Regions from separate parts of the Homo sapiens genome. Here all the other regions are linked to region 2. A link is a contact called in ENCODE Hi-C or POLR2A ChIA-PET data. All regions are on one chromosome and are shown on one strand. Each heading gives the region's core, a stretch centred on a gene start or an enhancer-like site at or near the end of the contact. The rest is flanking DNA. Distances are from core to core; before and after follow the strand shown. Region 1 overlaps MICAL3 (microtubule associated monooxygenase, calponin and LIM domain containing 3). Region 2 holds the start of ATP6V1E1 (ATPase H+ transporting V1 subunit E1). Region 3 overlaps MICAL3 (microtubule associated monooxygenase, calponin and LIM domain containing 3). Region 4 has its middle 12 kb from the start of HDHD5-AS1. Region 5 has its middle 38 kb from the start of CECR3. Region 6 holds the start of CECR3 (cat eye syndrome chromosome region, candidate 3).

Region 1 (3,920 bases), core at 1,140-3,639, 340 kb after region 2:
CACAGGCAGGCAGCTGACCCAGGGCTCTTAGAGCCGGGCAGGAGAGCTGGTGTGGGACCTGGGAGGAGGACAGGAGCCTTCAAAGCAGCACCGCCTGATTGCAGCCAGGAGGGTAGCATCAAGGAAGATGGAACTGCGGCCAGGCCACATCCAGGGGTGCTCGAGCACAAGAAAAAAGGGGATGGGTTAGAACTGCAGCAGTGGGAACCAGAATTTAAAAAGGGAAAATTATTCGACAAATTTGGAGCACTAACTATGGCAGGTGTAGTTTTAGGTGCTAGGAATAAGCAATTTCCAAGGACCCTTTGAACAGAAATGAAGCAAATGAGCTACACAGGGCGGCATAAAAACCAGCTGCTGGTGTTACTCCCTTCTTATCTGTATCCTGTGAAAGGGCAGGAAGGTGACAAACACTTGTTTTTCTGTAGGTGCCCAGGTTGGTTTTGAACTCCTGGCCTCAAGGGATCCTCCTGCCTTAGCCTCAGGAGCACACCACCATGCCCAGCTAAATTTTTTTTTAAAAAATTTTAGAGACAGGGTCTCACTATGTTGCCCAGGCAGTCACGAACTCCTACCTTCAAGCAATCTTCCTGCCTCAGCCTCCCAAAGTGCTGAGATTAGAGGTGTGAGCCACCACACCTAGCCAGCGAGAAACACTTCTATTCCAATCAATAATTTAACTTCAGCTACAACCTTCCTAGACACAGATTTACTTACTTATTTTTGAAACGGGTCTCACTCTGTCGCCCAGACTGTAGTGCAGTGGGGTGATCTCAGCTCGCTGCACCCGCCGCCTCCCAGGCTCAAGTGGTCCTCCCACCTCAGCCTCCCAAGTAGCTGGGACTACAGGCATGTGTCATCACGCCTGGCTAATTTCTGTATTTTTGTAGAGACAGGGTTTCAACATGTTGCCCAAGCTGGACACAGGATGTTTAAAGGAAGACTGTTAGGGACACCCATGGCGTGAGATGAAATGACAGCCATCTCCATTCTTTAATGACAATGATTTTGCTCCCCTTGCCTTCACATAAATGCGGGCTAAGGACCTGACAGTCCCTATCTCCCAAGCACTGACGCAGGAGAGCTGTGAACACGTGATGGGCCTCCGTCGCCGGTTCCTTACCCTGCCACGGCCAAGCGCCATCCTGCCTCCATGCAACCCCAAGGAGAGGAGGGCAGTGAGCATCTCTGACACCCCTTGGCACTGAGGTGAGACTCTTCCTGTGAGCCCGCACCCCATCAACGTGCTCCATAAGCCATAGGAGTCACCACAAACTTCGCAAGTGGATAATAGTCAGGCCTCACTGAAGACACAGCTACCCATGCTGATCCAGCCAGGAGGGTCGCTTCTGTGTCTCCTCCTACTCCACACCCACATGAATCCCACAGGCCGATCATTGCCTTGCAAGGTAAGATGCCCTGGTGCAGACAAGGAGCCGCTTTACCCATCAGGCTACCAGCTGAGGGTCAAATAGGCACAAGGTCGTGGGGACATATTTTAAGGACGTGGTCCCTACTCTTGCTGCATTTATAATACACAGTACAATCTGAGACCCTCGCAAATTTTGTAACACAATGGCAATAACAACCATTATTGGTTACCAACTAATTGGTACCATTAAGGTAATAACAGAGAGACTTCCTTCTGGGCCTTCCCCAAAGGCAGACAAAGGTTGGTTTGCTTCCTAATCTCAGTCTCCAGGACATTACAAACAAAGGATTCAAAATGGTGTTACTACTGGAGCTGGAATTCCGTGTTCTAACAAGAATGAAGAAAAGAGCCAATCAAGACCCAAAAAATCTGCCTCTCCTCAGCTCAAGAGGAAGAAGGCCAGCCTGCTGTTGCCCTCTGTCCCTGCATTCCACAGCACCAGGCTCTTCCCTCACATCCCTCTCCTCACATTCTTACCTTATATGATTGAGGCCAAATATGCAAAGCCCCGTCTCCCAGCCATGTACACAGTAGCTGCTGGCTGAGGACACTGCTGCCAACGCCACAGGCCCCAGCGAACAGCCCTGACTCTTATGTGATGATCTGCTTTTGGGTCCTGTCACTATCTGCGCACACAGCACACGTCCACATGTATCACTGACCAACCCTAACAGGGCAAGGGTGGGGATGTCAGAGATTAGCTCCACAGGACTTGGACCCTACGTGAAGATTAAAAATTTAAAATCAAACTCGGGCATTTCTGCCATCTGTAACCCACCTCCACACTAGAACCCTCTGACAGAAAGTTTCTGTGAGTAGGGAAATCTGGTCCACAAATAAGCTGTCCCTTTAAAGATCTGCAGCAACTTAAAACCAGCTGGTTTCTGGTACAAGCCAGTCCTCAGAAAGTAACTCTCACTTCAACTACAGAGGATAAGGTCCAATGATTTTGAGTTTTGTTTTAAAAAACAAAGCAAAACAAAAACCCCGAATTGCTCAGCTGGGACACTGGCTGGTTCAGGAGGGCTGGGGGTTTTCAGAAGCAGCAGCCGCATGGCACTGCTGACCGTAAGCGCACTGCTAAACTGAAGCGCGGTGGAGGTCTGGGAAAAGGGGAAAGCAAACACTCCAAAACAGAAACGCCATCGCTGAAAGGGCACAGAGCAGGTGCGGGCCTGCCCCCAGGTGTCTCCCACTCCCTGCGGTAGGAAGTCCTCTGACAGAGGGAGGAAACTGGGCCAAAGGAAATCCATGCATCCGCTGCTCTCCTTTCCCTCCTTCCCCTTCTATTTAAAAAGAAGAGAGTTTGAGACCAGCCTGGGCAACACAGTGAGACCCCGTCTCCAAAAAAAAAAAAAAAAAAAAGGAAGGGAACTATTTCTGTGCCTGAGAATGGCTGTGCTTGCGAGAGTCCTTCTGTATCAGAAAGCAATGACTTTTTACAGGATTGCAATAATACCCGGAACCCCTAAAAGACCCTGGAACTGGCACAAGGGTGCCTATAATTTCAATGCTTAAGAGAGGTCCTGAAGGCATGTCACTAACACAATGATTAGAGACCATTTCTTACCACACATCAGAGAGTCTTCATGCTTTGGTCTCCTACCTTAGAGAAAGCACTGACTCCATTCATCCCAAGGACTGAAATAATGGTGCTGATGAAGATGAGGCCCCCAGGAATAACTGCAGCTATAGTGTATTCATCACTTACTACTGATATACTGATTGTCACTGTGAGTTAAGTATTTAATACAGCGATCAGCCTCATGTGATAGACAAGAAAAAGGAGACAGAGAGGCTACGTAACTTGCCCCAAGTCACACAGTAAGAGCTGACACCTGATCCCAGGAAGCCTGGAACCGTGAACACTAAGTAGCCTCTCTACTGATATCTGCTATCATCTTAATCCAGAAACCACCCTGTAAGTAGTTATAATTATCTGCAAGTTACAGATAAGGGGGAAAATAGAATTAAGAAAGGTCAGATCACTTGTCCAACTAGTAAGCTATAAAGCCAGGAGTCAAAAATCCAGGTCTCCAACCTCCACATTCTATGCCTTTTCACTACACTGCACTCGAGGGTGGTCTGACCAACCACCACGGGACCAACCACCGTGGGACTTCCATGTAGACAGCTGTTCCCAGGACCAGAAGAAATAATACTGGGCCACAGGGCACACAGGCAATGAAGAGTCAACACACATGAACTAGAGAGGAGTCGGAGGTAACTCCATGCCATGCAGGATCTGCCATCTGCTGCCAGCTTCATCATTCTCAGACAGAACCCTCATCCTGCCACATCCTGCTTGACAACCACACACGTTTCCTTATCATCCACTGCTTCATGCCTCCCATCGAATTTCCAGTCCCTGACTCTGGCCACCCAGCTTCATCCCACTTTCCCTGAGATAACTGCCCTCCAAAGTGGCCCCACAGCCTGTGGGCACATTCCACTCCCTCGGGCCTGGGTGTGGTTCCCCACACCTGAG
Region 2 (3,734 bases), core at 723-3,222:
ACCTCGGCCTTCCAAAGTGCTGGGATTACAGGCATGAGCAACCATGCCCAGACAGCCTGGCTTATTTTTTAAGAAAAAATTTTTTAGAGATAAGGTCTATGTTGCCCAGGCTGGTCTTGAACTCCTGGGATCAAGCGATCCTCCCACCTCAGCCTCCCAAAGTGCTGGGGGCTACAGGTGTGAGCCACCACACCTGGCGTGTATTTGTGTTTATTAATATTAAAATTTTTTGAGATGGAGTCTCACTCTGTCACCCAGGCTGGAGTGCAGTGGCACAATCTTGGCTCACTGCAACCTCCGCCTGCCGGGTTCAAGCGATTCTCCTGCCTCTGCCTCCTGAGTAGCTGGGACTACAGGCGCACCCCACTAGGCCCAGACAATCTTTTTTTTTTTATTTTTTTGAGAGGGAGTCTCGCTCTGCCGCCCAGGGTCGCTCGGCCTCCCGGGTTCACGCCATTCTCCTGCCTCAGCCTCCCGAGTAGCTGGGACTACAGGCGCCCGCCACCATGCCCGGCTAATTTTTTGTATTTTTAATAGAGATGGGGTTTCACCATGCTGGCCAGGCTCGTCTCGAACTCCTGACCTCAGGTGATCCGCCCTCCTCAGCCTCCCAAAGTGCTGGTATTACAGACGTGAGCCACCATGCCCGGCCCCAGCCTGTATCTCACAAATGTTAACACACACATTAGTGGGAGACCAATCATTACAATCCATTATGATAGAGGGGACTTCCCCAAAATGAAGATTAACAGTACATACAGGCCTGGCGCGTTGGCTCATGCCTGTAATCCCAGCACTTTGGGAGGCCCAGGTGGGAAGATCACCTGAGGTCAGGAGTTCAAGACCAGCCAGGCCAATATGGTGAGACCCTGCCTCTACTAAAAAAAATACAAAAATTAGCCGGGCTTGGGGCGCGAGTCTGTAATCCCAGCTTCTAGGGAGGCTGAGGCAGGAGAATCACTTGAACCCGGGGCGGAGGTTGCAGTGAGCCGAGATCGCGCCCTTGCACTCCAGCCTGGGCGACAGAGTGAGACTCCGTCTCAAAAAAAAAAAAAAGAAAAAAAGAAAAAAACACAGTTCATAAAGTGAACGACCTTGTCAAAACACTGGTTGGAAGCAGGTCTCTTCCCTCCGCACTGTTTCCTATCATATAGCCTTAAGCATTTCCCTCAGGGTTAAAAAAAAAAAAAGTGACAAGGCTGGTTTGTTTTTTTTTTTTCTTTTTCCAGAGGGAGTCTCGCCCTGTCGCCCATGCTGGAGTGCAAAGGCGCGATCTCGGCTAACTGCAACCTCCGCCTCCGGGTTCAGCTTCCCGAGTAGCTGGGATTACAGGCGCGCGCCACCACGTCCGGCTAATTTTCTATTTTTAGTAGAGACCGGGGTTTCACCATTTTGGCCAGGCTAGTCTCGGACTCCTGACCTCAGGTGATCCGGCCGCCTCGGCCTCCCAAAATACTGGGATTACAGGCGTGAGCCACTGCCCCTGGCCACAAGGCTGTTTTCAATCCTTGCACAGATCTCTGTCCGACTAGGCACAGTGAATACCCTTGGAAAACAGGGAATGCTGAGGTGGGAGGCAAAGAGCCAGGGCGTTCAAGAAGGCAGCGCGCAGGCAAGCGGGCAGTGCCCAAGACCCGAGCAAAAGTCACATGAGCTGCGGGGCAAATCTCCGTCCTCAGGCCGACCTCTTGGATCTGGTGACTTGGAGCAAGGGACCTTCCTGCGGCATCTGGGCGGCTCAAGGCCCGCGGCCTTCCCTAGGCGGGCTCCAGCCCACTCCCCGGGACTGCCGCCGCGGCTTCGTAAGACCCAACCAAGCCCCTCACCTGCTTTTGCACGTCAGCATCGCTGAGAGCCATGGCGAGAGCAATGCTAGGCCGGTGAACAGTAGGCTCGAGTTTAGGTTTGAAAGGTGAGGTGAGAGAAATCGGCAAAGGGAACCCCTGCGCAGATCTCGGGTTCCTTTACTTTATAACCGCGGGTTCCGGTTCCTGCCAGGTGACTGCACAGTTCATCCTCATGACCCTTCTCAGCCAATGGGAAGAGAGCGACGCCCAGGAAGTCCCGCCCTGTCCCGGCCTGTGGGCGCGTCCTCGGGTCCTTCTACGTCGCTGACTCGTGACCTGACCGGTATTTTTTTCCTAAACTGGGATCTTGGGTAGGAGGAAGAAAAGATAAGGAGTTCCTCTATCTGAAATTAGTCGGGCTGTTTTGAGGAGTACTGGTTAGGTATATTGGAGAATGTGCCTTTATTGGAATTTTTCGCATAATTACACAGGGTTATGGGCTTAGGGGTACATGATTGTTGGCCGGGCGTGGTGGCTCACGCCTGCAATCCGGAGACTTTGGGAGACCAAGGCGGGTGTATCGCTTGACCTCAAGTTCGAGACCAGGCTGGACAACATAGAGGAACCCCGTCTCTACCAAAAGAAAAAAAAAAGGGGGATACATGATTTCTGACTATTCATGTCAACCTTGATTACCTGAATAAAGTGTAGGGTTTGTAGGTTTCTCCACTCTGAAGTTACCTTTTTTAACCCCCTTTCCATACTGTAGTCTTAGGAAGGAAGCCACTATACAAAGCCCACACCTAGGGAGTGGGAAGCTATGCTCAACTTCCTTATTAGGGTGGAGCAGCTACATAATTTATTTGGAACTTTTCTGAGATAGCCTATATATTTTTCAAAAGCCTTCCCAGGTCCCATTTAGAGGAATATTAGGACAGAAATCCCCCCAGGCTCATTTGTTTTTATTTGGATTTACCTCAAGCCCGTTTTTTTCCCCAAAATCCCAAAGGCAAAAACTTTTGAAAATTCCTTTATCTTTAGGATAGACTGACTCCTAATAGTAGAATAAGAGGTCAAATGGTACACCCACTTTTTTCTTTTTACTGTGCTATGGTTACCCACCATTTTTATTAGCTTTTTATCTTGAAGAAATTTGAGATATAGTAACTTGTAAGAATACTGCATTGACCTCCCTTCACCTAGATTCAACAATTGTTAACATTTTGCTACATGTACATTAACACTTTATTTTCATACACACACACACACACACACACACACACACTTCCTATTTTAGTGTGTCATAAGAACGAGGATGTAGCAAATTCAGGAAATTTAGTTTACTAGGCTGAACATTAATTTCCTTTGTCCCGGGCCAGGCGCGGTGTCTCACGCCTGTAATCCCACCACTTTGGGAGGCTGAGGTGGGCAGATCACCTGAGGTCGGGATTTCGAGACCAGCCTGACCAACATGGAGAAACCCCAGTCTCTACTAAAAATACAAAATTAACAGGCGTGGTGGTGTGTGCCTGTAATCCCAGCCACTGGAGAGGCTGAGGCAGGAGAATTGCTTCAACCCAGGAGCAGAGGTTGCGGTGAGCCAAGATCGTGCCACTGCACTCCAGCCTGGGCAATAAGAGTGAGACTCCGTCTCAAAAAAACAAAAAAAAAAAAAACAAATTCCTTTGTCCCATCAATCCATCAATGTACTTTATAACCCTTTCTTTTTTTTTTGAGACAGAGTCTCACTCTGTCGCCCAGGCTGCAGTGCAACGGCATGGTGTCAGCTCACTACAACCTCTGCCTCCCGGGATCAAGTGATTCTCCTCCCTCAGCCTCCCAAGCAGCTGGGATTACAGGTGCCTGCCACCATGCATGGCTAATTTTTGTATTTTTAGTAGAGATGAGGTTTCACTGTGTTGGCCAGGCTGGTCTTGAACTGCTGAC
Region 3 (3,854 bases), core at 973-3,472, 370 kb after region 2:
AGACTTCAACTGGCAACAGAAAAGAGACAGAGGGCTGGGTGCAGTGGGGTGCCTGTAATCCCAGCACTTTGCAGGGATCACCTGAGCCCAGCAGTTCAAGACCAGACTGGGCAACACAGAGAGAGCTTGTCTCTCCACAAAATTTAAAAATTAGTCGGGTGTGGTGGTGTGGGCCTGTAGTCCCAGCTACTCAGGAGGCTGAGGTTGGGGGATGGCCTGGCCCAGGAGGTCAAGGCTGCAGTGAGCCGAGATCATGCCACTCCAGCTGGGGCCACTCCAGCCGGGGCCACAGAGTAAGACTCTGTCTCAAAAAAAAAAAAGAAAAAAAAAGAAGCATGGGCAGGAGAGAAGAGAAGCCTGGGACCCACTAAGGTTTATTTCGCCTTTACACAGGAAAAGTCAATAAAAGCCACTAGTTAACCACAAGGCTGTGCTGTCCATCCCTCTCCTGCCAGAGTTAACCAGACCGAATCTCCTGCCAGAGTTAACCAGACTGAATCCTTCAACAGATATACAATTCAACAGACACCTGCAGACGTGCCTAATGCAGGAAGACTCCTCACTAGATTCCCTCACACATAACACACATGCACTCTGAGCTGGGCGCTAGAGAGACACGGCCTAACAGAACACGAAAAAGATACTGTTGTCCTTGCCAAGGTCCTCACTACTTAGCAGAAGCTCTTGCCCTTCCGCTTCCACCTTTCATCAAGGTATAAGCCAACAGTCTCACTTCTTCTCTCTTCTTTAATCTGATTTCTGTCCTCCCTTTTTCTTTTAAGAGACAGGGTCTCACTCTGTCACCCAGACTGGAATGCAGTGGTGTGATTATAGCTCACTGCAGCCTCAAACTCCTGGCCTCAAGTGATCCTCCCACCTCAGCCTTCTGAGCAGCTGCGACTATAGGTGTACACCACCATGCCCGGCTAATTTTTAAAATTTTTGTAGAGACAGGGTCTCACTATGTTGCGCAGGCTGGTCTCAAACTCCTGGCCTCAAGCAATACTCCTACCTTGGCCCAGCCTCTCAAAGTGCTGGGATTACAGACGTGAGACATTGCACCCAGCCTTTTCTTTAATTTTTTTTTTTTTTTTTTTTTTTTTTTTTGGGACAGTAGGGTCTTGCTCTATCACCAAGGCTGGAATGCAGTGGTGCGATCTCCGCTCACTGCAGCCTTGGCCTCCCAGGCTCAAATGATCCACCTACCTCATCCTCCTGAGTAGCTGGGAATACAAGTGTGCAACACCCACACCTGGCTATTTTTTGTATTTTTTTTGTAGAGACAGAGTTTCACCATGTTGGCCAGGCTGGTCTGGAACTCCTCACCTCAGGTGATCTGCCCACCTCGGCCTCTCAAAGGGCTGGGATTACAGGCATGACCCACCACACCTGGCCTCTTTTCTTTTTTAAAACTGCGGCAATCATCTCTCCTCTGTTGAACTCACCAATGAGAAAAAGTCAATGGGGCCAGGCATGGTGGCTCACACCTGTAATCCCAGCACTTTGAGAGGCTGAGGCAGGCAAATTGTTCGAGCCCAGGAGCTCTAGACCAGCCTGGACAATGTGGCAAAACCCCATCTCTACAAAAAATTTTAAAAATTAGCCAGGCTTGGTGGTGCACGCCTGTAGTCTCAACTACTCAGGCAGTCAAGGTTGCAGTGAACCATGATCGCACCACTGCACTCCAGCCTAGGTGGCAGAGTGAGATGCTGTCTCAATTTAAAAAAAAAAAAAAAAAAAAAAAGGCTGGGCACAGTGGCTCACACCTGTAATCCCAACACTTTGGGAGGCCGAGGCCAGTGGATCACAAGGTCAGGAGATCGAGACCATCCTGGCTAACACGGTGAAACCTTGTCTCTACTAAAAAAAAAATACAGAAAATTAGCCGGGCATGGTGGCAGGTGCCTGTAGTCCCAGCTACTCGGGAGGCTGAGGCAGGAGAATGGTGTGAACCCGGGAGGCGGAGCTTGCAGTGAGCCGAGGTCGTGCCACTGCACTCCAGCCTGGCCCACAGAGCAAGACTCCATCTCAGAAAAAAAAAAAAAAATGCAATCAACTGCAAGGCTTGGGGTGACAGTTTCCTGGTCATTCTTCCCAGTTTTTTTGTGTCTTTATAGCTAGAGATGACTAAAGCCCACCTCCAAGAAAACAGCAAGTCACGTACAACTGAAGCCCATGGGGGCAGGATGCTGTTCTCTCCACCGGGGCAATCCAAGCACCTGAGTGTCTGACACCACCCATCACCCAGGGGATCCGAGCTGAATTCTAAAGACTGGAACCAAAGATGACAGAGTGCGTGGCTGGAGAGAGGGGGAAGTCCACAGAGTTTAGGTAAATTTCTGAACCACATCCCCACCACGCCCACAATGTACTGCATTGAAGTACACCGGAAGCTAAAGACCAAAAAGGAATCAGATTTTCAGCTCTGCCACCTAAAGCAGAAACTGAGGGCCTTATTCACCGCACAGACTTTAGCCCAAGTGCCATGCCTCCAGTTTCACAGTTTCACCAGCAGCTCAAGCAAAATGGCCTGGACACTAAAGATGGCCTCTGGGTCAGAGTATCACTCATTTCCTCTGTCCACAAACCACTTTGATTCTCTTTGATTCTCTCTGTCCCTCATCTCCCCATCTAGTCTTTTTTTTTTTTTTTTTTTTTTTGAGACAGAGTCTTGCTCTGTCACCCAGGCTGGAGTGCTGGAGTGCAGTGGTGTGATCTCAGCTCACTGCAACCTCGGCCTCCTGAGCGCAGGCAATCCTCCCACCTCAGCCTCCAGAGTAGCTGGGACCACAGGTACACACCACCACGCCCAGCTAATTTTTGTACTTTTTGTAGAGATGGGGTTTAGCTATGTTGCCCAGTCTGCTCTCAAACTACTGGGCTCAAGCAATCTGCCCACCTCAACCTCCCAAAGTGTTGGTATTACAGGCATGAGCCACTGCGCCCGGCCCATCTGGTCTTATTAAATACTTCATTCTCTGCAAATGCAGACGTTTTCTCAGCTCTGATTATTTTTTCTAAAGTAATGACCCCCCACCTGGCTAGATGAATGCTTCTAGCAAAGGAAAAGACCAGAATGTGAAAATTGTACTGCAATAGAACATAAAGCCCGTCCAACCCCACCTCCCATCAGACCTGGGGTGGTGGCAGCAGCAGGCGTCAGGGCTCTCAGGCCTGCCCATTAGTCATCCCTAAGGCCCGTTAGCACACGGGTTAGGAGGAGCACACACTCTGGAATCAGAAAGCCCAGGATTGAACCCAGCCCTGCTTTCAGTCAAGGCTTTGTCACTCACTATCACTCCCTTGACCTAGGACCTCACAAAACCTTGTCATCCGTAAAACTGGGGATGATAAGTTCTACCTTGAATGTTGTTGTGAGGAATAAATGAGGTAATGTCTATGCAGCACCTAGCACAGATTCCTGCAGATAAACACTCAATAAATGTTAACTATCATCCACTACCTAGTCATCAGAAAAGCACAATGATCTGGTATCTTTAAGTCCTTCCGCTTCCAAAAAAAAAAAAGAAAAGAAAAAAGAAAAAGATGTGTGGATTTTTTCCCCCTAAAGGTCTCAGTGAAGTGAAACTTAAGAAGGAAAACCTGGGCCGGGTGTGGTGGCTTACGCCTGTAATCTCAGCACTTTGGAAGGCCAAGGAGGGTGAATCACCTGAGGTCAGGAGTTCGAGACCAGCCTGACCAACACGGTGAAACCCTGTCTCTACTAAAAAATACAAAAAATTAGCAGGGCGTGGTGGCAGGTGCCTGTAGTCCCAGCTACTTGAGAGGCTGAGGCAGAAGAATCGCTCGAACCCAGGAGGCAGAGTGCATGAGCCAAGACTGCGCCATTGCAC
Region 4 (3,738 bases), core at 1,163-3,662, 460 kb before region 2:
CCTGTGGCTCCAGCCATGGATGGGTCCCAGCCTTTGACTGGCTGCACTTCATTGTATTTGATGGTTACTTTTTGGAGTCAACTTGACTGGATTGAGGGACACCTAGATAGCTGGTAAAGCAGTGTCTTGTGAGGCTGCTTCCAGAGGAGACTGGCGTATGAGTTGGTAGGCTGAGTGGGGAAGACGCCCTGTCAATATGGGAGGGTACCATCCAATCAGCTGGGAGCCTCGGTAGGACAAAAAGGCAGAGGAAGGGCAAATTTGCTGTCTCTCTCCTGGAGCTGGGACAGCCTTCTTCTCCTGCCCTTGGACATCAGAAGTCTAAGGGTCTTGACCTTTAGATGCTGGGACTTGCACCAGCAGCCCCCCAGGTTCTCAGGCCTTCAGTCTCAGACTGAGTCACACCTTCAGCTCCCCTGGTTCAGAGGCTTTCAGATTTGAACTGAGCCATGCTCCCAGCAGCCCCAGGTCTCCAGGCGGCCTGTCGTAGGACTTCTCAGGCCTCCATAATCACGTGGAGCCAATTCACCTAATAAATCCCTTCTCATCTATCTGTCTGTCTCCTATCTCTATCTATCTATCTATCTATCTATCTATCTATCTATCTATCTATCTATCTATCTACCTACCTACCTACCTGCATGCTATAGGTTCTGTCTCTCTGGAGAACCCTAATACGGTTGGGATGCAAATTGGAAGGCACACCACCTGTTAAGTAGTCCTGCTGAAAGAATCAATCCTAAATCTTATCAAGACTTGAGATCCAGGCGGGGCGCAGTGGCTCAGGCCTGTAATCCCGGCACTTTGGGAGGCTGAGGCAGGCAGATCACTTGAGGTCAGGAGTTCAAGACCAGCCTGGACAACATGGTGAGACCCCGTCTCTACTAAAATACAAAAATTCGCTGGGCACGTTGGCTCATGCCTATAATCCCAGCACTTTGGGAGGTGGCTGGATCACCTGAGGTCAGGAGTTCGAGACCAGCCTGGCCTACTAAAAATACAAAAATTAGCCGGGCGTGGTGGTGTGCATTTGTAATCCCAGCTACTTGGGAGGCTGAGGCAGGAGAATTGCTTGAACCTGGAAGGCAGAGGTTGCAGTGAGCCAAGATGGTGCCATTGCACTCCAGCCTGGGTGACAAGAGCAAAGACTTCATCTCAAAAAAATAAAAAATAAAAATAAAAAAATTAGGGAGGGCGTGGTGGCTCACGCCTGTAATCCCAGCACTTTGGGAGGCCGAGGTGGGCAGATCATGAGGTCAGGAGTTCAAGACCAGCCTAGTCAACATGGTGAAACCCCGTCCCTACTAAAAATACAAAAATTAGCCAGGTGTGGTGGCGCACACCTGTAATCCCAGCTACTCGGGGGGCTGAGGCAGGATAATTGCTTGAACCCGGGAGGCAGGGGTTGCAGTGAGCCGAGATCGCACCATTGCACTCCATCTGTGGGCGACAGAGCAAGACTCCATCTCGAAAAAAATAATAATACAAAATTAGCCGGGCATGGTGGTGTGCGCCTGTGGTCCAGATGAGGCAGGAGAATAGCCTGAACCCAGGAGGTGGAGGCTGCAGTGAGTTGAGATTGTGCCACTGCACTCCAGTCTGGGGAACAGAGTGAGACCCTGTCTCAAAAAAAAAAAAAAAGAGTTCAGAACAGTGTGGATACTGTGCTGCCTTTTATATGAGAGCAGGAAAAAATATATATATTTGCTTTTGTTTATTTTGCATAAAGAAACACAAGAAACTAAGCCTGGTGGGAGAATGGGTGGGATGGGAAAGAGGACAGTGGAAAACAGAGGTGGATAGAAGCCTTTCGAATGTGTTCCTTTTCATACTTTTTGAATTTTTGAAATGTGATTGTATATAGATTCATTTTAATTTTAAATGTAATTAAAATTTAAAATTCATTACGGCACTACTCTCTCATCCTGTACTATGGGCTCTACCCTTTTTTGTTTGTTTGTTTTTGTTTTGTTTTGAAGAGACAGAGTCTCGCTGTTTTCCCCAGGCTGGTCTAGAACTCCTGGGCTCTAGCGCCCCGCCTGGGCCTCCCAGAATGCGGGACTACAGGCGCCGCCACCACCCGGCGTCTACTCTAAATGCATAGAGGCCAGGATGACCCAAGGTCACCAGCGGCCGATGCTGCCTGGCAGGGGCTTGAGGCCGGGAGGGGACCCTGCGGACAGGCGAGACCATGTGTGATCTGTGGGAAGCAACTAAACCGGCGTATTCGCGGCAGGGGAGCTCTGTGCCGTCCCGCGGCCCCACCCCGCTCTGCCATGGGAAGCCGTAGCTTGGCGCTGCCCACAGTGACGCGAGGGACTCCGAGGGCACCCGGGCCGGGGTGGACACGGGAGTGGGCCCGGGCGCGGCCGGCAGGGGGCAGCAGCGCCGCGCCGCCCGCGCAGTTCCACAGGTGCGCCGAGCCTGGGGCCATCGCCTCCCTCCGGCCGCCGTCCCCAGCGAATCGCCGCCTGCGTTCTGCCGTTTCCCCGCCACCGCAGCCACCCGGGGCCCGGGGGGCCGCAGCCATCCGCAAGCCGCGGGGCGGCGGGACCGGGCGGGCCGCTAGGGACGCCGGACGAAGGGAGCCCGCGGGCGGGGTCTGGGCGCCTACATCCTTGCTCCCAGGGAGGAAGGGACAGGAAACTGAAGCTGTTTCCGGGGCTGACCCCGGCCAGAGAGAGCAGGGCTCGGGAGAGTCGGCGCGTCCCGGAGGCGGCGCCCCCTGGAGGCCGGTGTGCTTTGGCTCTGCAGCGGGGGAGATTAGGGGTGGAGGCCGACCGATCCCACTCAGCCAGGACTGGCAGGCGCCGGGAGCTCACTGGGAGGCAAGTGCCGACCCCCGAAACCCACTCCAGACAAGCGAAGAAAACAGCTCTGTGTCCCAGGACGAGCACATACCTACTGTCACCCACTGTGCGACCTGGAAGAGTTACTGACCCTCTCTGGGCCTTAATCAGTCATCAGAAACACAAACGCGTAGATAAGATGGTCTTTAGGCCTCTCCCAGCTCTGCTATTCTGTGAATCTAAGAAACTCTAGTCCCTCCACCAGTCCCCACCCCGGGCTGGCTTCGCTTCAGGGAGGCCTGGCTGAGCTGGGGCCCTCATCCAAGGTCTTTGCACGGTTCCTCAGCAAAGGTGTTTTGGAAGGCTGGGTCCCACCCCTTCCCGGCGGAGGAAGAGGCTATTGGCTAAAAAGCCTGGACAAATTCAAAACCAGCAGCTCGGCCCCGGTTTTTTCGGAGCACAGCCAAACCCAAATCACACCTCTGCACCTACCTAGCTCCAGAGATCTAGACAGCATTTACAGCCCCCAAATGTTATTTTTACACCCTTTCCAGGCAGGGAAGGACAGAGGAGGGTAAGCTATTTTTAGGATGACTGCTATTTAAAGTAACATACTGGCCTGGCAAGGTGGCTCTGGCCTGTAATCCCAGTGCCTTGGGAGATACAGGCAGGAGAATCACGTGAGGCCATGAGTTCAATACTATCCTGGGCAACAAAAGGAGACCCCCATCTCTATTAAACAGCCGGGCGTGGTGGTGCGCGTCTGTCGTCCCAACTACTGGAGAGGCAGGCTGAGGCGGGAGGGTCCCTTGAGCCCAGGAGTTCAAGATTATAGTGAGCTATGATCACAGCACTGCCCTCCAGGCTGGGCAGTGAGACCCTGTCTCAAAACAATAAATTAAGTAACCTAGACTATGTATGTGAAAATAATATTTCCAACCCTAGCATG
Region 5 (3,555 bases), core at 573-3,072, 320 kb before region 2:
GCACTTTGGGAGGCTGAGGTGGGTGGATCACCTGAGGTCAGGAATTTGAGACCAGCGTGGCCAACATGGGGAAACCCCGTCTCTACTAAAAATACAAAAATTAGCCAGGCATGGTGGTGGGTGCCTGTAATCATAACTACTCGGGAGGCTGAGGCAGAAGAATCACTTGAATCTGGGAGGTGGGAGCTGCAGTGAGCCAAGATCATGTCATTGTACTCCAGCCTAGGGACAAGAGCAAAACTCCATCTCCAAAAAAAAAAAAAAAAAAAAAAAGGATTAAATGAGGTTCTAAGGATGGAGCCCTAATCTAATACAATGGGTGTCTTTGTAAGAAGAAGAGAAGAGACAGCAGGAGTGCACACAAAGAGGAAAGGCCATGTGAGGACACAGCCAGAGGCGGCCTTCTGCACACCAAGGAGAGAGGCCTCAGGAGAAACCAACCTTGCCAACATCTTGATCTTGGACTTCCAGCCTCCAGAACTTTGAGCAAATACATTTCTGTTGTTTAAGCCCCCAGGTCTGTGGTATTTTATGATAGCAGCCCCAGTTGATTAGTACCGATAGTCAATGGCTACAGGGGACGATTCTGTCAGTACACTAAGCTGTGGGCAATGGTGCCACAGAACACATGGGGGCACCTTTAGAGAGCTTCAAATTCATGCCAAGATTTGCAGGGAACATTGTTTTCATGTTGGGACAAATACAGATAATTTATGGGATACAATGCACAATTCACTTGACTTTTTTTTTTTTTTGAGATGGAATTTCCCTCTTATTGCCCAGGCTGGAGTGCAATGGCATGATCTTGGCTCACCACAACCTCTGCCTCCCAGGTTCAAGTGATTCTCCTGCCTCAGCCTCCTGAGTAGCTGTGATTACAGGCATGCGCCACAACGCCCGGCTAATTTTGTATTTTTAGTAGAGATGGGGTTTCTCCATGTTGGTCAGGCTGGTCTTGAACTCCCGGCCTCAGGTGATCCACCCGCCTTGGCCTCCCAAAGTGCTGGGATTAGAGGCGTGAGCCACCACACGCGGCCCGCTTGACTTTTTAAGCAAAGAATAATATGACAAAGACACGCCTCCCGCAGCAGTATTCTCCATCGTATCAGTTTGTGTTCAGCCAGGAAAATCGGCACTCCAGTGCAGCAAGCTGGTTCCACAGGTGCTGAGGGACTTACAGCGCAGGAAGCCGTTGCTACTCCTAGGGTTAGGAAGACACAGTAGGAGATGACGTTGCCGGGCTCCTGAAGACAGGGTTCCGTGTTAGTGGGTGGAGGTGATGAGGGAAGCTGGGACCAGGAAGGGAGATGATGTCCAACTAGAGATGGAACTGTGCAGGAGACACTGCCTTTGCACGACATGGGGCCCTTGCAGGAGGAGGAACACCCTGCCTTCCTCCTGGCTCCCACACTCCAGTCTTCTGCAGTGCCCCCAACAGCCAGAAAGCATGGGAGATGGGGAAATGTGGTTCCCGACCAAACAGGCTGGAGCAGAGCATGGGGTAGTGAGGACAAGTGGGCCCGCAGGCTGCAGGTGGGTACATTGTGGTGAGAATGGAACCACAGGAAGCATCGGCGTAAGGGACTTTCCTAGTGCTGACGCCTACGTTAGGGGTGAAGGGTATTTCATCATGAGTAGATGAGGTTTCTTCTTCAGCCTCTTTCCCTTCGACATGGAGAAACTGTGATCTCTCTGTGTGCTTGGCTCTGACTTCATGATCATGGGAGAGCCTGGCTGCTCTGGCTGTGGCCATTTCCAGCTCCCATCCCCCCTTGTCCCAGCAGGACAGGAGGGTTCTTCGTTACCCAGGAACGGCCGTGATGGTCACCTGTCCTAATCGTCCTCTCGTCCCCAGGCCGCTGCTGACTCCTGGAGGCTCCCGGGCTTCTCTGGCACTCTGTGCCTTTGTGGCTGTTCCCCAGCGGATCCCCCAGCCACTCCTGCCTGCCTACATCCTACTTATGCTTCCAAGCCTGGTAGTGGACATGGCCCTTCCTTCCTCCAGGCTGCTTCGGTGTGCTGTTTTACCCTGTGCTTGGCACTGACTGACATTCATCCTCTTGCTATTGGACTGCGTCACTGACAAGGCTGTTTAATCCACTGACCTGAAAGCCCTGGAGGCAAGGGCTGTGCCTGTCTTTATCCCAGTAGCCTCCACCAGGCCAAGGAGTGCCCTGCACTAGCACACAACCCGAGTCTATCAAAACGAAACTGGGGGCATTTTGTATGATTTTTCAGAGAGTGGGTCATTTTCGCAAATCTTTGTGCCAAGCCAGAAAGACCCAAGTGTAGAATGTACCACGGTTGTAGGTAGTAGCTGCAGCTGTCACAGTATCTTGAACCTAAATACCTTGCCTTTCTTTTTTTTTTTTTTTTTTGAGGTGGGGTGAACAGAGTCTGGCTCTGTCGCCCAGGCTGGAGTGCAGTGCTGCAATCTCGGCTCACTGCAGCCTCTGCCTCCCGGGTTCAAGCGATTCTCATGCCTCAGCCTCCTGGGAAGCTGGGATTACAGGCACGCACCACCACGCCTGGCTAATTTTTGTATTTTTAGTAGAGACAGGTTTCACCATGTCAGTCAGGCTGGTCTCAAGTGATCCACCTGCCTCGGCCTCCCGAAGTGCTGGGATTACAGGTGTGAGCCACCACACCTGACAGCTTAATATTTTTATAATAATTGCATTACTTTTTAAGATTGTTGAGCTCAATTCTAAGGAAAATGCTTACTGAACTACCTGAGAGGCACAGTGCATCATGGTCCCCTGGAGGCCTCTCCAGTCCCCACTGCGGAGCCCAGTGCTCAAGTGCACAGCTCTCAGGCCCTCCCAGCACCACCCTGCCAAGGCAAGCTGGCATGCTACTTTCGGAGAACAGGAGAAGCTAGGGAGAATGAGGCAGCCAGGGAGGCTCCCCTTTTCTCTGACTTAAGTTTCTTCTACCCTGTCAGGTTGATCTCTTCCCTGCTCCTAGCATTTGATCATCCCCTTGGAACCACGTTAATTGTTTTTGGGGCTTTTTGCTTGTTCAGATAACAGTCTGGTATCATCTTCAAAGGCCAAATGTCTGGAAGAGAAACAAGATGACTTCTAATAATTTACCAGCCTCTGCCTCTGATTAAGAATTCTGGACACTTTAACTTATGGGGCCTATTATTAGGAAGCTCAAAGTTTTAATTAGAAAGGGTGAGGAGATTTGTGCATTAAGAAGGGTTTAGCAGTTACTCTTAGTTTTCTCGGGGAACACTCTAGTATGTAAGAAAAGAAAAAATATATAAAAGGGGCTGAGAAGTGTCTGACCCAATGGGTATTTTATTTGTTTGTTTGCATTTTAAGTTGTTGTTGTTGTTGAGACAGAGTCTCACTCTGTCACCCAGGCTGGAGTGTAGTGGCACAGTCTTGGCTCACTGCAACCTCTGACTCCCGGGTTCAAGTGATTCTCGTGCCTCAGCCTCCCAAGGAGCTGGGACTACAGGTGCCCGCCATCACACCCAGCTATTTTTTTTTTTTTTTTGTATTTTTTGGTAGAGATGGAGTTTCGCCATGTTGGCCAGACTGGTCT
Region 6 (3,699 bases), core at 807-3,306, 360 kb before region 2:
GGGAAATTACAAGATCTTTCCCCTTTCTCTTTTTAGCTAGGATTACACATGCAGAGCCATTTGGCTCCCCTGGCCTGCGCAGCTGCTGCCGGCCGGGCCGGGGGATCATGCCAGGCAGCCCAGCCAGAGGTGAGCTGGGTCACAGGGGTGAGCTGCCAGGCCTGCTCACCCCTCTTCTTGGTGTGATCCCCTCAAGTCCAATCCCCAGGGACCTTCCCCAGGAATGCTGAGAGCACCAGCTGTCCCGGCCATGTCAGGCATCTGGCCACCAGGTCTCCTTCCACTCCAGGGGCAACCACCGCCAGAGGGAAAAACGGAAACACCAGGTTATTTGTGATCTGCATACTCACTCCTCGTTTAGAGAGACAAGCAGGAGGCCAGGGGAATAGATGGGACTGTGGGAACAGCCAAGGGCAGAGGGTGAAGGGCGGCGATCAGAAGGAAAGACGGAATGCCCACACATTCCCTGCCGCTCCCGGCTCCAGCCGTGGAGGAAGCGGGGCTCGGAGGACATTGCACCAGACAGGTCTTGTTTAGAAAATTGGAAAAGAACAAATATTGATTACAAGAGTGCAGGAGAATGGGCCCTTCCATCATCAAAAACAGGTATTCAGCCAGGCGAAGTGACTCACGCTTGTAATCCCAGCACTTTGGGAGGCAAAGGCAGGAGGATCGCTTGGGCCCAAGAGTTTGAGACCAGCCTGGGCAGCATGGTGAAACCCAGTCTCTACAAAAAATACCAAAAATTAGCTGGGTGTGGTGACGTGTCTGTGGTCCCAGCCATTCGGGTGGCTGAGGTGGGAGGATTGCTTGGGCCCGGGAGGTCGAACCATGTTCACACCATGGCATTCCAGCCTGGATGACAGAATGAGACCCTGTTTCTAATAATAACAGTAATAATAATAATAAAATACATACTCACTAGCTATGACTCTGCTTTACAGGATAATTGGGGCAAAAATGTTCTTGGGTGAAACTGGGTAACCTAATTTGAAAGGTCTGGGAAACATGGCCCAATTTCAGCCTCGCTCGCCACTCACAGGCCAAGTGGAGGTTGCGGTTCATAACATACTGGACACTAGACATCACTAATGCCTTCATTCTACAAATGGGAAAACCATGGCTGAGAGGTCACCTGATCTCCCAAGTTCACTCAGAGACGTGGGGATGGGCCGAGCTCCAGAGCCTGGGCCTTGCCCTGCTCCACCCCATACAGCACGAAGTTCCCTGGCCAACTAAGGAAGGAGTGCAAGGTGACTGAAGAAAACAAAAACAAACAGAACTGACACAAAAAACAAACAAACAAAACTGAGTGCCAAAGAAGGAGAATTTGGGGGCTGAGGCTGTGGCTGCAGAGTGGGAGTGGGGATAATCAACGCTGGGCTCCTGAGTGTCTCTGGAAGGGCGGGCCCTGGTGTCCAGAGCGCCTGGTGCCCACCTTCCCCTTTCCCCCAGGGCCCCTGTCTGAGAGCTCTTCTACCCACTCCTGGCTGCTGGGGCACCTGATATTTTCCAAAACACAATTTTCACACCCTTAATAGTGGGCTGCGGAGGAGTCAGGATCAGAGCCTCTAGCTCAGATTTCCTTCCCTGAAAGGATACGGTCTTAGAAACTGCATGCTGTGCAGAGTCCTATCATTCAGAAGAAACACAAAACCCAAGCCCTGGGGAGTCACGTGGCCACCACGGATGCCCCGGCCTCGGACTAAGCTAAGGGCATTAGCCCGGGTGGCCTGTAGCTGCTCTGCAGCTCTGATCAGTCCTACAGACACATGGCACCCCCCACCTGTCACCTTTAGGACCCTCCAGTCAGGCCCCCTTAAGATGCAGTGTTCCCCATGCTCACCTTTGAGGCTTACTCTGCTGCTAAGGAAACAGCATGCAACTTCCCAGGGTTATGAGAAATAATTTTCCTAGGAATGTCACCAGCTGCAGACGCCCCTGTCATAAACTGTCCCAGCTCTAAGCCGCCTAGGGCTTTTATCCCCTCCTCTTAGCTACTCATTACCCAGCTTAATTAGGCCAGGAAATGCTGGCGCTGAAGACACTCTCGGCAGGAGGCAGGGCTGGAGGAGAGATTCTCAGCAGCGCCACTTCCTGAGGCTTGATCTGGGGGCTGGGGAAGGCTGTGGAGGAGGTCGGCTGGGGATGGCAGGCTGCGTCCTCCAGTGAACAGCTGCTGGGAACGAAGCAGGGATGCACGCATTTGCTCCCCAGGCCCTCCAGGGAGCTGAGGGTTGCACTTGTTTACGGTAACAGCACCGGATCTGAAGGCCTTGGAAGGCTCTGCCTGCCCCCACCCCAACCCTCCCATCTCAATTAACCAGCTTCACCACCCCACCCCCACTCTTTCCTAGGGAAGAGGTTGAAACCTCAGTTACCACTCACAATATTTCAGCCCCAACCCTGACATAATCACAGTCAAAGACCCAGCCTGAGATGCCTTCCATTTTCAGCCAGCCCCTGACCTTCACCCTGAACCACCTTGGTCATGCACAACCTCCTGGTTCTTCACTAGGTGGAACACAGGAATGGGGTTGCCTGCTATAGAGCTGTATGTGCTTCACCCAGTTTTGGAGCTTTCTGCTCCAGTGGCGTTGGAAGGGGAGTAGCAATGTTGAGGGTTCATAGAATGGGGTTTATATCAGACAGATGGGGGTCTAGACTGTAGCTCTGCCCCAGGTCATTCTGTGACCTTGAATATGCTATTTCATTTTTCTGCACCTAAGTTTCTTTAGCTGCAAAAATGGGGGTGCTAATATCGGCTTCTTGGGAGGTTGAGATGATCTTATATCCTTATAGTAGACACAGGCAAATGTTCAGTAAGAAGTGGCCGGTATCTCCGATGTGGGGCACTAGTTCAGAGGCCTGCAGTTACCAACTTTTCTTTGCTGGGAGGTATGGAAAGGGGAAAACTAGTATTAATGAGATCCCGCTATCTGTGGAAGGTATTCATACTTACACGATTTTCCTTTCATTTCCCAATTATCTGTGGAGGCTTTGAGATTTAAATGAGTAAACTGAGGCTCGGAGAGGGTAGGAGGGTGAGTCATGCCTCATGAGTGGCAGAGCAGATCATACAACAGGGCTACGGCAGATGCCCAGGGCTGCTGAGTCTGGGACTGCTTCGTGGCCTGGAAATGTCAGAATGACACCAGTCTAGGCCAGGCGCAGTGGCTCAGGTCTGTAGTCCCAGGACTTGGGGAGGCCGAGGTGGGCGGATCACTTGAGGTCAGGAGTTCGAAACCAGCCTGGCCAATATGGTGAAACCCGTCTCTACTAAAAATTCAAAAATTAGCCAGTTGTGTTGTTGGGCGCCTATAGTCCCAGTACTCAGGAGCCTGAGGCACAAGAATCGCTTGGACCCGGAAGGCAGAGGCTGCAGTGAGCTGAGATCAAACCATTGCATTCCAGCCTGGGCGTCAGAGCGAGACTTATCTCAAACAAACAAACAAACAAAAGAATCACACCAGCCTAGAGCGAGTAGGATGACTAGAATCTCAGCAGCCACAGCACCAGGTGGATCATCGCCCTGGAGAGGGGAATATGAGGGCTGAGTCACAGTGTCATCCAAAAAGGACTTGTCAGCCTCTGCAGAGGCTGCCTCTCACCTGCGGAACACGTACCCACTGTGCTGTAAGTCCTGGAGCAATTTGCTTCAGCCTTCTCAGGTGTATGGTTTTATGCCTTGGCTTTTCC

Evidence for each region. A loop is a pair of places that touch in the nucleus more often than their neighbours do. ChIA-PET counts read pairs that join two places held with the same protein, here RNA polymerase II (POLR2A). Pooled maps may share reads with other maps.
Region 1: a loop to region 2 is called in a pooled map, with 3 times the contacts of the local background. The contact joins the enhancer-like site here to the promoter of ATP6V1E1 in region 2. A Hi-C loop is called at or near these places in 2 of 50 pooled maps. POLR2A ChIA-PET finds 5 or more read pairs at or near these places in 4 of 52 experiments (HCT116, PC-9, SK-N-SH and 1 more).
Region 3: a loop to region 2 is called in a pooled map, with 4 times the contacts of the local background. The contact joins the enhancer-like site here to the promoter of ATP6V1E1 in region 2. A Hi-C loop is called at or near these places in 1 of 168 maps with a recorded cell type or tissue (naive thymus-derived CD4-positive, alpha-beta T cell) and 13 of 50 pooled maps. POLR2A ChIA-PET finds 5 or more read pairs at or near these places in 3 of 52 experiments (activated CD4-positive, alpha-beta T cell, activated CD4-positive, alpha-beta memory T cell and naive thymus-derived CD4-positive, alpha-beta T cell).
Region 4: a map of heart right ventricle shows a loop between it and region 2 (4-fold over the local background). The contact joins the enhancer-like site here to the promoter of ATP6V1E1 in region 2. A Hi-C loop is called at or near these places in 13 of 168 maps with a recorded cell type or tissue (CD4-positive, alpha-beta T cell, Right ventricle myocardium inferior, aorta and 8 more), 5 of 37 single-sample maps with no recorded cell type and 28 of 50 pooled maps. POLR2A ChIA-PET finds 5 or more read pairs at or near these places in 4 of 52 experiments (GM12878, Panc1, activated B cell and 1 more).
Region 5: a pooled map shows a loop between it and region 2 (4-fold over the local background). The contact joins the enhancer-like site here to the promoter of ATP6V1E1 in region 2. A Hi-C loop is called at or near these places in 5 of 50 pooled maps. POLR2A ChIA-PET finds 5 or more read pairs at or near these places in 2 of 52 experiments (H1 and WTC11).
Region 6: a pooled map shows a loop between it and region 2 (2.3-fold over the local background). The contact joins the promoter of CECR3 here to the promoter of ATP6V1E1 in region 2. A Hi-C loop is called at or near these places in 1 of 168 maps with a recorded cell type or tissue (B cell), 5 of 37 single-sample maps with no recorded cell type and 8 of 50 pooled maps. POLR2A ChIA-PET finds 5 or more read pairs at or near these places in 2 of 52 experiments (A673 and H1).

Annotation. Positions count from the first base shown.
Region 1 is chr22:17,962,407-17,966,326 of GRCh38, forward strand. The region is part of intron 1 of MICAL3 (microtubule associated monooxygenase, calponin and LIM domain containing 3); the gene reads right to left. Among named protein-coding and RNA genes, the nearest start is that of MIR648, 17 kb to the right of the region's middle. Within about 2 kb of position 2,390, at least 3 of the 41 ENCODE cell types and tissues checked have a DNase peak (open chromatin) inside an H3K27ac peak, as active enhancers do.
Region 2 is chr22:17,626,777-17,630,510 of GRCh38, forward strand. It overlaps ATP6V1E1 (ATPase H+ transporting V1 subunit E1), which reads right to left and starts at 1,973. Exons shown (of 9, transcript NM_001696.4): 1 at 1,827-1,973. The coding sequence starts at 1,859. It also overlaps a transcript of BCL2L13 not described here. RefSeq lists enhancers at 1,668-1,817, 1,898-1,987, 1,929-2,098.
Region 3 is chr22:17,994,414-17,998,267 of GRCh38, forward strand. The region is part of intron 1 of MICAL3 (microtubule associated monooxygenase, calponin and LIM domain containing 3); the gene reads right to left. Among named protein-coding and RNA genes, the nearest start is that of MIR648, 15 kb to the left of the region's middle. RefSeq lists enhancers at 1-436, 2,028-2,227. Within about 2 kb of position 2,223, at least 5 of the 41 ENCODE cell types and tissues checked have a DNase peak (open chromatin) inside an H3K27ac peak, as active enhancers do.
Region 4 is chr22:17,169,244-17,172,981 of GRCh38, forward strand. No RefSeq gene overlaps it. Among named protein-coding and RNA genes, the nearest start is that of HDHD5-AS1, 12 kb to the left of the region's middle. RefSeq lists an enhancer at 1,922-2,423 and a silencer at 2,274-2,703. Within about 2 kb of position 2,413, at least 38 of the 41 ENCODE cell types and tissues checked have a DNase peak (open chromatin) inside an H3K27ac peak, as active enhancers do; they include GM12878, Panc1, ascending aorta and 3 more, where a contact is called at or near this core.
Region 5 is chr22:17,302,474-17,306,028 of GRCh38, forward strand. No RefSeq gene overlaps it. Among named protein-coding and RNA genes, the nearest start is that of CECR3, 38 kb to the left of the region's middle. RefSeq lists enhancers at 1,293-1,412, 1,483-1,752. Within about 2 kb of position 1,823, at least 3 of the 41 ENCODE cell types and tissues checked have a DNase peak (open chromatin) inside an H3K27ac peak, as active enhancers do.
Region 6 is chr22:17,264,677-17,268,375 of GRCh38, forward strand. It overlaps CECR3 (cat eye syndrome chromosome region, candidate 3), which reads right to left and starts at 2,057. Exons shown (of 3, transcript NR_038398.2): 1 at 1,847-2,057. RefSeq lists an enhancer at 1-506.